Linked DNA regions of Homo sapiens: region 2 is linked to region 1. A link is an interaction called in ENCODE POLR2A ChIA-PET data of the cell type or tissue named here. Cell type or tissue: OCI-LY7. All regions are shown on one strand. Each heading gives the region's core, and the rest is flanking DNA. Links, peaks and the distances in the headings are about the cores only.

Region 1 (7,779 bases), core at 933-5,932:
GTCTCAAAAAAAAAAATGTTGTATGGCCAAGAGCAGTGGCTTGTACCTGTAATCCCAATACTTTGGGAAGCCAAGGCAGGAGAATCACTTGAGCCCAGGAGTTCGAGACCAGCCTGAGCAACATAGTGAGACCCTCACCTCTACAAAAAAAATTAAAAATTAGCCAAGTATGGTGGCATGCACCTATAGTCTCAGATACTCAGGAAGCTGAGGTTGGAGGATCCCTTGAGCCCAGGAGTTCAAAGTTACAGTAAGCCATGATCATGCCACTGCACTTCAGCCTGGGCAACAGGGCAAGACCTTGTCTTAAAAAAAAAAAAAAAAGGTTGTATGATGGAATCATAAAGTATGTGGTTTCACTGAAAACCACACCTTTAGAGCCATCCAAGCTCCAAGCTGTTGCATCTATTAGTAGTTCATTCTTCAGCATTGCTGAGTAGTATTCCATGGTGTAGGTGAATGGATCACAGTTTAACCATTCGCCTATTGGGAAACATGTACATTGATTACAATTTTTGACTATTGCAAGTAAAACTACTTTGAACAATGGTGTACACACCTTTGTGTAAACATAGTTTTCATTTCTCTAGATAAACACCCAAGAGTACAATTGCCAGATCGTATCACAAGTATATGTTTAGTTTTCTAAGAAATTGTCAAACTCTTTTCCAGACTGGCTGTACCATTCTCCATTCCCACCAGCAAAGTATGGGAGATCTAGTTTCTCTGTATCCTCACCAGCATTTGGTGTTGTCACTGTTTTCCATTTTAGCTGTTCTAATAAGCATATAGTGATATCTCATCATGGTCTTAATTTGCATTTTCCTAATGGCTAGTGATGCTGAACATCTTTTTATGTGCTTGTTTGCCATCTGTATCTCCTCTTCAGTGAAATGTCTCTTTATGGCTTCTGCCTAACTTCTAATTGGATTGCTTCTTTTTTTCACTGTTGAGTTTTGAGAGCTCTTTATGTATTCCAGATAATAGTCCTTTGTAGGAAATGTGGTTTGCAAATATTTTCTCACAGTCCGTAGCTTGTCTTTTTATCCATCTAAGAGGGTCTTTTGCAGAGCAAAATTTTTTAATTTTGATGAAATTCAATTGATCCATTTTTTTTCTTTCAAGGATTGTACTTTTGATGTCATATTTAAGAACTCTTCACCAAGCCTTGGGTCCAAAAGATTTTTCCATATATTGCCTTCTAAAAGATTTCTAGTTTTATAACTTACGTTTAATCTATGATCCATTTTGAGTCAGCTTTTGCAACAGATGTGAAGTTTAGGGCAAGGTCTATTTTTTTGCCTCTCAGTACCTAATTGCTCCAGCACCAGTCATTGAAATGACTATCATCCTTCCATTGATAACCTTTGCACCTTTGTCAAAAATCAATTGGCAACACTTCTGAGGGGCTATTTCTGGATTCTCTTTTTTGGGAGTGGTTCTCTATTTTGTTGCTTTATCTGTGTGTCTGTTCCTTTGCTGATCCCATGTAGAGTTAATTACTGTACCTATATGAAAGCAGGTAGAGAGGTTTTCCCCAATTTATTCTTCCTTTTTGAAGTTGCTCTAGCTATTGTATAATAAAGAATTTGATTGGCTTTTGTCCCTGGTTCCTGGGAAGGAGACTAACTACTCAGAATTTTCCAAGGAACGGGAATGTCTGTTATTTACAAGCGCCTTGGATCCCACCTGGGTTTATGACGAGAGATGAAATGACTCAGGATGGGGCTGGTCACCAGAAAGGCCAACCATGTGGTTAGAGGGTCCAGACTTTGAGCCAGCCCAAACTCCACAGAAAGGAGGGGGCTGGAGAGTGCATTCAATCAGATGATCCATATTCAATCAGTCATGCCTGTGTGATGAAACTTCCAAAAAAAGTCTGGACACTGAAGCTCAGTGGAGCCTTCAGATTAGTTAACACACTGGCGTACCAGGATGGTGATGCATCTTGATTCCACAGGGAGAGAGCACAGAAGATCCACATCCAGGACCTCCCAGGCTTCTCCGCATGTGTCTCTTCATGTGGCTTTTCCTGATTTGTATCCCTTATTTAAAAAACAGTAATCATAAATATAGTGGTTTCCTGAGTTCTGAGTGTCATTTTAGTGAATTCTTGAACCTGAGGAGGTCATGGGAACCCCCCAGGTTTGTAGCCAGTTGGTCAGAAGTGCAGGTGTCCTGGGAACCCCACTGTGGCTGGTGTCTGGAAGAAAGCAGTCCTTGTTGAGGTCCATGCCCTTTAATTTGTGAGATCTGTGCTAACTCTGGATAGCTTCTGCCAGAATTGTCCTGCAGTACACCTCACTGGTGTCAGAATAGTTTGGGTTGGTTGAATGGAATAACTTTTCCAGGCCCTATGCCTTTCCATATAAATTTTAGGATAATCCTAAATTTTATATTTACAAATATAAAATTTGTATATATTTACAAAATTTTTGGCTATATTTACAAAATTTCTGGCTGGGATTTTTACAGGAATTGCATTGTATATCAGTCTGGGGAGAACTGACATCTTTTCAGTGTTGAATCTTCCAACCTATGAATACTATATATCTTCCATTTATTTAGATCTTTTTTGACTACTTTCATTAGAATTTGTTATTAGATGATCAAGTCATTTACAGATAGGGATAGTTTTATTTTTACCTTTCTTATCTGTATGCCTTTAATTTCCTTTTCTTGACTTACTGCCCTGGCTAGAGCTTCCAGTACTATGTTGAATAGCACTGGTAAGAGTGGGCATCCTTGCCTGGTTCCCAATGTTAAGGAGAAAGCACCAGTCTTACACCAAGTATATTAGCTGTAGGTTCCTTGTAGATGTTCTTTATCAAGTTGAGGAAGTTCTCCTAAATTCCTAGTTTTCTGAGAGTTTTCATCATAAACTAGTGTTGAATTTTGCCGAATGCTTTTTCTAGATCAGTCGATAGGATCATATGATTGAATATTAAACCAGCCTCGCTGGAATAAATCCCTCTTGGTCATCATGTATAACCTTTGTATATATTGCTGAATTCTATTTGCTAATATTTTTGTTAAGAATTTTCGCATCCATATTCATGCCATATATAATCATCTAAACATTTAACATCAGTATTTTCTGAATGAATCATTTGAGAAGATCTTTTTTGTAGGTTAAGTCAATGAACACTGGATTAAACACTCAAGAGTTTATTTTTCCCATATAATAATAAGTCTGCAGAAAGGTAGCCTTGGGCAGATGCAATTGTGCAGGGGTGTCATCAAGGACAGAGGTTCCTTCCGTTTTCCAACTCAGTCTCTCTGAGAATAGTTTGTGAGAGATTTGTCCTCACAGCTGCAGGACAGCTGCTGTGCCTCCTGCATTAATTAGGGAGGAGGGGAGGGGCAAAAAGTAAAGAGCTGAAGCGACAGCCCCCCAAGGGTGTCCCTTGTACAGACATCCAGAAGCCCCGCCCAATGAGTGACTTTTGCCTTCATCCTGTTGGCCAGAACTGGGTCACGCACCATGCTTAGCAACAAGGAGATCTGGGGAAGTGAGTATTAAAGCAGACACAGCACTCTGACCACCCTGCTGCCAGTGTGGAGGCAAAGCAGGCAACCGGTGCAGGCGCCCTGGATTACCTGCCTGACCACGTGACAGTGAGGTCCTGTTGGCCACATCTGTGTGGAATTTCAGTTTCTGTTTAAGATCATACTGGCACCGAGTAGAATTCTGTGTCTCCAGGTAAATGTAAGAGAACAGGGCAGATTTCATAATGTCAAAGTTGGCGTCAAGTCAAGAGAAGGCCAAACAACTTCATAATGCCCCATAAAAAAAAAGCTTCACAATAGTTTGGGTAAAGTAGTTGGAGAATTGAGTCTTCTCCTGACACCAAGTTCTATGGGCATGCCAGCTAAACCTGTAAATTAAAACAGAGCAACAGCCTGTACCCCTGCAAAGAGGATAATAAAGCAATATCCTTCATCACATTCAATTTATGTTGTTAATTTTATTTTATGGGTTTTACCGATTGTTTTCCAACTTTTCCTAATGGAAAATTTCAAACATAAATAAATGGAAAAAATAACACAACAAACCCTCATATACCCATGATCTCCATGCAACAGTTGTGACCACTTTGTCACACATATCTGTGGTGAAAAATTATATATTTATTATAAATATATATACGAACCATTTGAAAGTTCATTGCAGGTGACACTTTACTCCTAAAGATTTCAGTGTGGGCTGGGTGTAGTTGCTCATGCCTGTGATCCCAGCACTTTGGGAGGCCAAGGCCGATGGATCACCTGAGGTCAGGAGATCAAATCCAGCCTGGCCAACATGGCAAAACCCCGTCTCTGCTAAAAAATACAAAAATTAGCTGGATATGGTGGTGTGCGCCTGTAATCTCAGCTACAGAGGAGGCTGAGGCAGGAGAATCACTTGAAGCTGGGTGGTGGAGGTTGTAGTGAGCCAAGATTGCACCACTGCACTCCAGCCAGGGCAACAAAGGGAGACTCCGTCTCAAAATAAATAAATAAATACATAAATAAATATTTCAGTGTGCAACTCCTAAGAATAAGAATTTCTACATAAACACACTGCCATTATCACGCCTTAGAAATTTAACAATAATATATCTATTATCTAATATCTAATCCACATTAAATTTAATTTAACTTTACCAGTTGTCACACTGGTGTTTTTAACGGTGTTAAAAACAGGATTCAGTTAAGGTTCACACATTGGATTTGTTGCTAGGATATTTTAGGCTGTTTTGAACAGCCCCCACCAGCTTTTGAGACGATATGATATTACCTGTTTGAGGAAACCAGGTCAGTTTTCTTAAAGAACGTTCCATATTCTGAATGTTGTTTCCTTGGCCTTTGGTTTAACTTGTTCGCCTGGACTTATCATAAACTGGAAGTCAGCTCTGGATCCTTTTCAGCAGACACTCTTCACACTGCTTTACAACAGGAGGTGCCTAACGTCAGCTGGTCCCGTTGTTCATGAGATTCGGGTTGATCACTTGGCAGAGTTGGTGACAACCTGCTCCTTCCGTCGTCAAGGTTTATTTTCATCTCGCAATTAGCAGATGAGCTGCGGGATGGTCATTTGGCACCACGCAAGTATCCTGACCCCCAGCAAGCTCCAACTAGTGGCTTAACCATCCCTGGATGATCGATTTCCAAATCAGTTATTTCACTGGGGTTTGCCAAGTGGTTATTTTCTAATTCTGTCAATCTTTCTAAAAAGCATTCTTGCTAAAAAATAGTATAAATGCTTAATTCCTTCTCTTTATTTCCAGAATACGGAATTGATAGAATAGTCATCGATGTGGGCAAACAAGACGGATTTCCCCTCTTTCTTTCTCTCTCTTTCTTTTTAAACTTGCTATGGACTCATGGATTTCTATTTATTCGATGTTTCCAATCAATTCAGTCCTTATTCTTTTTGATGCTCATATTATATTATCTCAAATCTGGCCAGCAGGAGTCCCTTCTAGCTGGCTCCTTGTCCTTTTGGTATGCCCCTATTAGTCTTTGAAAGTGATTTAGTGAGGGTTCCCTAGAGAAACACAACCCAAAGGAGGGGCATGTGAGTGTGTGTGTTTGTGTGTGAGATATATATATATATATATATACATACACACATATATATACACATTCTTTTTAAGGACTTGCTTCACACATTTGTGGAGGCAGGCGAGTCTGAAATCTGTAGGGCAGGCCAGCATGCTGGACATGCAAGCAAGGTTTCTATGCTACAATCAGGCAGAATGGCTTCTGCTCCAGGAAACTCCAGTTTTGGCTCTTGAGGCCTTCAACTGATAGGATGAGGTCCCCTCACACTATCAAGGGTAAACTCCTTTACTTGAAGTCAACAGATTGTAGCTGTTAATCCATCTACAAAACACCTTCATGGCAACATCTAGACTCCTGTTTGACAAAACTACTGGGCACCATAGTTTAAGGTGACACACGAAATTTTCCAACACAGAATGGTCCCTTTTTTCCTGACATACTTCAGGTTCATTCATATAGGTTAAATATTTGTGTCCCCTGAAAAAATTCACATGTTAGAATCCTATCACCCCATGGAGAGGATTTGTAGATGAAGTCTTTAGGAGGTGATTAGGTCATGGGATTAGTGCCTATACAAAAGAGACCCCAGAGAGCTCCCTTCTGCCTTCTGCCATCTGTGAAGGCACAGAGAGAAAACGGCCATCTAGGAACAAGAAAGTGGGTCCCCACGAGACACCAAACCTGCTGGTGCCTCGATTTTGGACTTCCCAGCCTCCAGAACTGTAAGAAATAAATATATGTTGTTTATGAACCACCCAGTCCAGGTAGTTTGCAGAAAATTGACATTTGAAAAACCATGTTAATATTTCCAATTCAGCTTTAATATTATAGGGTTTCTTCCCCTTTAACGTTTTTTTAATTTTATCTTCATATATCTTTTCCTTTAAGCTGAAAAAATCTTAGTTTCAGTTAGTATTTTTACTTATTTACCTTCACCTACAACATGCATCAAATAGTTCCAAAATTACAATACTGATATTACTCGGAGGACTAAAACTATCAAGCGAAGTTTAAGACTTGTTTTTCATTTTTTTGACCTTAGAATATGTCAGAATACTAAACCTGCTGAACAAAGACGAAAAAAAAACAATAAAATAAAAGAAAGCCTTATGCCTGCTAGTGATACTATAAATTGTTCATTTTCATTAAAACATTATCAGCCCTCATGTTAAATTAATGTTGCTATTTTGTATTTTATTGGTTTTGTATAATTGTTGATATATGATTTCTAAATGTGCTTTGGTTTTATAGTATTATAAGAGCTATCAGCATAAGAAGTGTATGCTTAATTTTATATTTGTATACATTCAAAAGACATAATAATCAAAACCATTTAGGCCATAGTTTCAAGTAAACATGTCGCAGTGAAGTTTGTTGTAGAGTCTTCTTTCCTGAATAGCAAGAAAATGTACAAAGTTAGTTTTTAAAAATTTACAAATTTAGTTTCTTAATATTTCTATAAATGAGTTCTTTATAAGAAGCTTGTATCATTCTCACAAATTAAAAATAATAATATTTTAGCAAGCTATTTTTAAAATATAATTTAAGCCCACACTTCCACATTTGGGGTAAGTGATAATTTTTTCCTCTGAAAGACAACAAATACTAACACAGGCCCAGACTTGGCTTTTGTGAGTCAATTAGTGATCCGAAGGTGAGTGGTATTTAAACGTATGATGAGGGTAAGATTTGATTTATTTTACATATATATCTTCTGGTATCTGTGTGTGTGTGTGCTTTTTTTTTTTTTTTTTTTTTTTTTTTTTTTTTTTTTGCAATTTTGGATAATACATGTCCAATTTTAGAAAGAGCAGAAAACACAGACAAGCTCAGTAAAGAACAGATGTTCTGATTCAGGGCTAATAATAAATCAGCACCTCCCTAGAAAGAAAAGGCAGAGGCTGGGCGTGGTGGCTCACGCCTGTAATCCCAGCACTTTGGGAGGCCGAGGCGGGCAGATCACGAGGTCAGGAGATCGAGACCACGGTGAAACCCCGTCTCTACTAAAAATACAAAAACTTAGCTGGGCACTGTGGCGGGCGCCTGTAGTCCCGGCTACTCGGGAGGCTGAGGCAGGAAAATGGCGTGAACCCGCGAGGCGGAGCTTGCAAGTGAGCTGAGATGGCGCCACTGCACTCCAGCCTGGGCGACAGAGCGAGACTCCATCTCAAAAAAAAAAAAAAATAGAAAAGGCAGAGAGGAAGGAGCCCCGATGCCCTGACGCGTTCCCAT
Region 2 (7,779 bases), core at 1,109-6,108, 78 kb after region 1:
AATGATCCAAGATGACATCTGCAGGTTTGGGGCAAGTATCCATTCTTCCCTCCTTCCCACCTGCTGATTCCACCTCACCTTCCATTGAATATTTGAAGAAAAGATCATTGACATTGGTCACGGTTTCTCCATCTTCTGCCTGGCTCCTGAGGAGGTAGATTCTTTTAATTAAGTCAGCAATAACTTGGTTGACTTCTCCAGAATAAATGGCCACATCTTTCGGTTTCAGAATTCTTTGTCTCAATACGCTTCTCATCTTGAGCCACTGTTCACCCTCCCTAGAAGAATCAAGTGAGTTTCAAATCATCTTACTTACACTGACATTCTGGGAAAGAATTCAAGGAACCTCTAGAAAAAATTTCAGCCATAAAGAATCAACAAGAGCTGCCCAACAAAGTAGAATTAAGACAGGAAAGACTTTTTGCTGGGGAGAGAGAAGTTAATAACTGCAGCCCTGGAGCCTGTTAGAGCTTCTTACACTCTTGCCTTTGAAGCAAACTTTAAGGAAAAAACTACCAGTGGTAAGTAATAATCTTTAGTAAAAGTAATACGACTTCCTTTAAAAAATCTTGAAATAATATTGTAATAAAGAAATGAGATTGCTAATTAGCAAAAGAAAAATATATATATATATGCATACATATGTATATATAAATGAAGTAAGTACTGATATTAAAAAAGAAAAAGAGGGCCAGGCATGGTGGCTCATGCCTGTAATCCCAGCACTTTAGGAGGCCAAGATGGGTGGATCACCTGAAGTCAGGAATTCAAGACCAGCCTGGCCAACATGGTGAAACCCCATCTCTACCAAAAATAGAAAAATTTAGCCGGGTGTGGTGGTGGGCACCTGTAATTCCAGCTACTCGGGAGGCTGAGGCAGGAGAATCACTTGAACCCGGGAGGCAGAGGTCATGGTGAGCCAAGATCACGCCATTGCACTCCAGCCTAGGCGACAGAGCGAAACTCCATCTCAAAAAAAAAAGAAAGAAAGAGAGAGAGAGAGAGAGAAAAGGAAGGAAGGAAGGAAGGAGGGAGGGAGGGAGGGAGGGAGGAGGGAGGGGGGAGGGAGGAAGGAAAGAGAGAGAGAAAGAAAGAAAAGAAAGAGAGAGAGAAAGAAAGAAAAGAAAGAGAGAAAGGAAAGAAAGAAAAAGAAAGAAAGAAAGAAAGAAAGAAAGAAAGAAAGAAAGAAAGAAAGGAAGGAAGGAAGGAAGGAAAGAAAGAAGGAAAGAAAGAAAGAAAGAAAGAGAGAGAGAGAGAGAGAGAGAAAGAAAGAAAGAAAGAAAGAAAGAAAGAAAGAAAGAAAGAAAGAAAGAAAGAAAGAAAGAAAGAAAGAAGACTGCAGCTTGTTACCAGGGTGTGGGAAAGAAAGAGGGACTGCAGCTTGTTACCAGGGTGTGGGGCCTTGGGGCTCCTGGCTGCACTCGGAGAGCACCCAGGTAGCAGGCCCAGCACACCGCTCCCAGTGAAGGCAGGACGCTGAGGGAACCCCTTGGAGGTCTGAGGAGTGTTCTGCAGTTTCTCAGAGGGTCGTGGCAGGACTGAGCCTCAAGTGCCCACGAGCGTCACCCACACCTCCACACCTCCGCATGGCTTGCCTCCCAACCCTGCTCCACTTTCGCGTTCTCAAGGAGACCACCTGCACTCAAAGCCTTGCCTCCAGATGGACTTTGGAGGACCCAAGCTAAGCCAGCCCGGCGCCTGGGCCTAGGCACTGCCCTTCCCTTTGCTGTCCACTGTGCTGAAGTCACCAGCACCGCCTCTCTCCATCTCAGCCGAAGAGGGGTCCAGGCACCCACACAGGCTCCTGAGCCTGCAGCTAACGGGGCAGACAGCAGAGAGATTCTGCCTCAGCATTCGGGCCCCTCTAGGCCTGAACATCCAGGAGGAGCTGTTTAATTATTTCCCCCAGGACGGAAATTGAGGGACCCTGGTGACATCTGGTCACGATTCTTATTTATCTTACTTGAGAAATTGGTGGCTGTATTTCTCCCCAATTTATGTATAAGGACATAGATATCAAAAGAGCTGCAAACAGAAGTCCCACCCCATGGGGATTTGGACCGGGGCATCTGCAGGCGCCCTGGGCCTCCCTGCCTGGCCGCGGGCCACGATCTCTTGGAAGGCACAGAGGTGTTGGTGACGCTGGTTCAAAATGAATAATCACAGTCTGCTATGAGACAGGAAAATCACCACGTGGCGACCAAGGCTGGAGGTTCTTAGCCCCTCGTCAAAGGGATTTTCCTGAAATAGTGACCACCTCCTTTCCCTGTGCACAGACAAGGGCGCTGTGAGTTTTGTCTGCCTCGGTTATCACTGAATGGACTCCCAAAGCCACAAAGCCCTGCTTCCGAAGCGCTCTGCCCACCACGGAGCCAGCGTCGCCCCTCCTGGCTCCTGACGGGACAACTCTGCACGGAGGAGGAGCCAGAAAGCCCAGCAGGGCTCTCATGTCTGGGAGATCGCACAAGGAGACTGTCTGATATCATTCCATGGGGGGGTTCTGTGCTTTTTTAAGAGCTGGCTTTTAGGAACTCAGCTTTGGAGGAGGGGGCCTCCCCCTGAGCTCCCCCTCCAGCCCGTGGCTCAGCCCGGGCCCACATACTCACGCCGAGATGAGCCCGGTGGCTCTCCCCCGCAAGTCTCGGTACTCCCGCCAGGACTCCATGTTGGCTCTCTGGGGCGCAGCGCCCTCCGCCCGGAGCACCTGAGCCACCATATCGCGGTCTGCAATAGATACTACAAACTGAGGACCAAAGTGAGACTTGAAGATTTTTCCATATTCCCGTGTGTGCTTCTGCTGCAATACCATGGAGAAATCAAAAAAGGAAAAAATACATAGATATGATATACCTTTAACATAAACATCCTGTGTGCTAGAGGAGCAGAAAATTGGGGCAGAGGGAAGTGCTATCTAACACAGCACTGAATCAGAGCAGTAATTTACATATTGCTGAGATAAACATGTTTTCACATAACCATCTCTTTTTTGTTGTTTCCGTTTGTTTGTTTGTTTGTTTGTTTGTTTGTTTTTTAGAGACAGGGTCTTGCTCTGTTGCCCAGGCTGGAGTGCAGTGGCATAAACATAGCTCACCGCAGCCTCCAACTCCTGGGCCCAGGCAATCCTCCCACCTCAGCCTCCCAAGTAGCTAGGACTGCAGGTGCACACCTCCACTCCCAGCTAATTTTTTATTTTTTGTAGAAACAGGGGTCTCTCAATGTTGCCAGGCTGGTCTCGAACTCTTGGCCTCAAGTGATCCTCCTGCCTCAGCCTCCCAAAGTGCTGGGATTACAGGCATGATCATGGAAGTTTTCTTATTCTTTAGGGATATGTTTTTAAAACTACCTTAGCTGTGTGAAGCAACAAGAGAGAAATGTCATTATAAGAGACAAATGTCCAGAGCAAACAGAGCCCTGTCTGCCAGCCCCTTTCCATGGGCCCAACAGCTCTACCCAAGCAGTACCAAGCCAACTCTGCAGAGCAAGCCCTCTGTGGACAGTCTGTAACGAGCCTCTAAAACTGACTCCCAGCAAGAAAATGAAGGAAAAGACATCTGGATTGGAAATGAAGAAGTCAGGCTATCTCTATTGGCAGATGACGTGATCTCACATACAGAAAATCCTACGGAACCTACTAAAAAACTATTAGAACTAATAAACAAGTTCAATAGGACACAAAATCAGTATACAAAAATCAATTGTATTTCTATACACTAGCAGTGAACAATCCAAAATGAAATTTAAAAAACAATTCAATTTACAATACATCAAAAAGAATACAATACTTGACCAGCTGCAGTGGCTCATGCCTGTCTGTAATCCCAGCACTTTTGGGAGGCTTAGGTGGGTGGATCGCTAGAGCACAGGAGTTCAAGATAAGGTTGGGCAACATGGCAAAATTCTGTCTCTAAAAAAAATACATGGCTGGGTGCAAAGGCTCATGCCTGTACTCTCTGCACTTTGGGAGGCCAAGGCGAGGGGATCACCTGGGTTCAAGAGTTTGAGACCAGCCTAGCCAACATGGTGAAACCCCATTTCTACTAAAAACACAAAAATTATCCAGGCATGGTGGTGTGCACCTGTAATCCCAGCTACTCGGAGGCTGAGGCAGTAGAATCGCTTGAACCCAGGAGGCAGAGGTTGCAGTGAGCCGCAAGACTGCGCCATTGCACTCCACCCTGGGCAACAAGAGTGAAATTCTATCTCAAAAAATACATATATATACAAAAATTAGCGAGGCATGGCAGTGTGAGCCTGTAGTCCCAGCTACTCAGGAGGCTGAGGTGGGAGGATCACGTGAGCTCAGGAGGTGGAGGTTGCAGTGAGTGAAGATTGTACCACCACACTCAGGCCTGGGTGACAGAGCAAGACTCTGTCACAAAAAAAAAAATAATAATATTCTTAGAAATAAATTTAACAGGAGAAGTGTAAAACCTATACTCTGAAAACTATAAAACATTGTCTAAAGAAATCTACAAAACATTGTTTAAAGAAATCTACAAAACATTGTTTAAAGAAGCCTGAAATAAATGGCAAGACATGAAATAAATGGCAAGATATCCCATGTTCATGGACTGGAAGACTTAATATTGTTGAGAAAGAAATACACCTCAAAGTGTATAAATAGATTCAGCACAATCCCTATCATAATTCCAGTGGGCTTCTTTGTAGAAACTGATAAGCTGATCCTAAAATTCATATGAAAATGCAAGAGACCCAGAATAGCCTAAACAATCTCGAAAAAAGAACAAAGCTGGTGGACCCCCATTTTCCTGTTTCAAGACTTAGTATGGGAGAGGGGCCAAGATGGCCAACTAGAAGCAGTGGTGCTCAGAGGCTCCCATCAAAAAAAACATAATAAGCATGTGAAACCTTCCCTGGCAGCCAGGGTATCCAGGTTCTCTCATCAAAATTGACTAGAAGGCTGGCATAACCCACGGAGAGAAGGAAGAACAGTGTAGTGCAGTGGCCCACCTGGAAGCCACACGGGGAAGGGAACCCACTCCCCCCAGCCAAGGGAGGTGGTGAGTGAGCGGGCTACCCAGCTGGGGAAACTGTGCTTTTTCCACAGAACTGTGCAACCTACAGGTCAGAAGATCCCACTCTCGAACCCATGCCACCAGAGCCAAGCATCCCAACCCTGGTATGCACAGATTCCTACAGCCTCTCAGCTGGAATCTGTTTAAGCCTACTGAACTCCTGAGGGGATGGGCGACCAGCACCAGCTGCGGCTGCCTGCTGTCTAAGTAATTTGAGCTCCTTGGGGGAGGGGCAGCAGCCAGCACTGGGACTCACAACTGCCAACAGGCTAAGCTCCCTGGGTTGGGGAAGGGTGGCACCCATTTCTATAGCTCCAGGCTGCACTTTTCCCCTGCTGGAGCCAGGGAGGCTGGATGGCTTGGTCCCAAGAGTTATCCCCACAGCTCAACACACCAGCTGTGGCAGTTGGCAGCCAGAGTGCCTCTTCAGGTCTAACCCTGATCCATCCTTCCTCAGTGGCTGGGGATTCCCAGCAGGATCTCCAACAATTCCAGTCAGAGGCTCGGGGACAGAACTCTGATCTCCCTGGGCCTGAGCCCTTGGGGAAGGGGTGGCCACAGTCTCTGCGGACCAGCAGATTTAGCCTCTTCTCCTGGTAGTTCTGAGGAATCCAGGCAATCCAGACTAGTGGGTTTCCCCCAAGCAAAACACACCCTCCCCACCAAGGGACAAAGTGCTTTATTAAAAGGTTCTTGCTCCCCATGCCACCCAACTGGGTGAGACCCTCCAATAGGGGTTGTCAGATACCCTATACAGAAGCAATCCTACTGGCATCAGGTTGATGCCCCTTGAGGTCAGAGGTCCCAGAAGAAGGAGCAGGCACCCATCATTGCTGCACTTCAGCCTCCTTGAGTGACATCTCCAGGCACAGGAGCAAATCAGAAGAATAGGGCCTGAAGTGAACCCCCAGCAAACTGCAGCAGCCCTACAGAAGAGGGATTGACTATTGAAAGAAAAACAAACAGAAAGCGACAACAACAGCATTGATAACAACAACAAAAAAAGGCCCCCACAAAAACCCCATCCAAGGGTCAGCAGCCTCAAGACTGAAACTAGACAAACTCACAGAGATGAGAAATAATCAACAAAAAAATGCTGAAAACCAAAAGGCCTGAGTGCCTCTTCTCCTCCAAATAATCACAATGTCTCTCCATCAAGAGCACAGAACTGGATGGAGGATCAGATGGACGAATTGACAGAAGTACACTTCAGAAGATGGGTAATAAAAAACTGCGATGACCTAAAGGAGCATGTTCTAACACAATGCAAAGAAGCTAAGAACCTTGATAAAAGGTTAGAGGAACTGCTAACTAGAATAACCAGTTTAGAGAGGAACATAAATGACCAGATGGAGCTGAAAAACACAGTGTGAGAACTTCGTGAAGCATACACAGGTATCAACAGCCAAATCGACCAAGTGGAAGAAAGGATATCAGAATTTGAAGACCACCTTACTGAAATAAGACATGCAGACAAGAATAGAGAAAAAAGAATGAAAAGGAATAAACAAAGCCTCAAAGAAATATGGGACTTCATAAAAACAGCAAACCTACAATCGACTGGAGCACCAGAAGGAGACGGGGAGAATGGAAACAAGCTGGAAAACACACTTCATGATATTATCAAGGAGAACTTCCTCAACCTAGCAAGACAGGCCAACATGCAAATTCAGAAAATACAGAGAACACCATTAAAATACTCCACATTAAGATCAACCCCAAGACACATAGTCATCAGATTCTTCAAGGTTGAAATGAAGGAAAAACTGTTAAGAGCAGCCACAGAGGAAGGCCAGGTCACCTACAAAGGGAAGCCCATCAGACTAACAGTGGATCTCTCAGCAGAAACTCTATACGCCAGAAGAGATTGGGGGCCAATATTCAACATAGTTAAAGAATTTTCAACCCAGACTTTCATATCCAGCCAAACTAAGCTTCATAAGCAAAGGAGAAATAAAATCCTTTCCAGAAAAGCAAATGCTGAGGGATTTTGTTACCACTGGGTCTGCCATGCAAGAGCTCCTAAAAGAAGCACCAAATAAGTAAAGGAAAAACCAGTACCAGCCACTGCAAAAACACACCAAAATATAAAGACCAATGACACTACGAAGAAACTGCATCAACTAGTGTGCAAAATAAGCAAATAGCATCATGATGACAGGATCAAATTCGCACATAACAATACTAACCCTAAATGTAAATGGGCAAATCCCCCAGTTAAAAGACACAGACTGGCAAATTGGATAAGGAGTCAAGACCCATCAGCGTGCTGTATTCAGGAGGCCTATCTTAAAGGCAAAGACACACAGAGGCTCAAAATAAAGGGATGGAGGAAAATTTACAAAGCAAGTGAAAAGTGAAAAAAAAAAAAGCAGGGGTTGCAATCCTAGTCTCAGACAAAACAGACTTTAAACCAACAAAGATCAAAAAAGACAAAGAAGGGCATTACATAATAGTAAAAGGAACAATTCAACAAGAAGAGCTAACTATTCTGAATATATATGCACCCAATACAGAAGCACCCAGATTCATAAAACAAGTTCTTAGAGACCTACAAAGAGACTTAGACTCCCACACAATAATAATGGGAGACTTTAACACCCCACTGTCAATATTAGACAGATCAGCGAGACAGAAAATTAACAAGGATACTCAGTACTTGAACTCAGCTCTGGATCAAGTGGACCTAGTAGATGTCTACAGAACTCTCTACCCCAAATCAACAGAATATACATTCTTCTCA

Evidence for each region. Peaks named below come from ENCODE experiments on the same cell type or tissue, not always from the same donor. Only the 100,000 strongest peaks of a DNase experiment are listed, where the experiment ranks them.
Region 2: POLR2A ChIA-PET joins it to region 1 with 5 read pairs; 3 of 35 experiments call an interaction of 5 or more read pairs at or near these places.

What each region holds. Positions count from the first base shown.
Region 1 is chr2:127,125,153-127,132,931 of GRCh38, forward strand. The region is part of intron 2 of LOC105373605 (a long non-coding RNA gene); the gene reads left to right. Among named protein-coding and RNA genes, the nearest start is that of BIN1, 22 kb to the left of the region's middle. In OCI-LY7, for the core only: no CTCF peak of the experiment used is centred there; a DNase peak (open chromatin) is centred at 3,469; H3K4me3 peaks cover 368 bases.
Region 2 is chr2:127,203,294-127,211,072 of GRCh38, forward strand. CYP27C1 (cytochrome P450 family 27 subfamily C member 1) reads right to left here. Exons shown (of 9, transcript NM_001367502.1): 2 at 2,607-2,797; 3 at 79-278. Among named protein-coding and RNA genes, the nearest start is that of CYP27C1, 13 kb to the right of the region's middle. RefSeq lists an enhancer at 5,304-5,853. In OCI-LY7, for the core only: no CTCF peak of the experiment used is centred there; no DNase peak of the experiment used is centred there.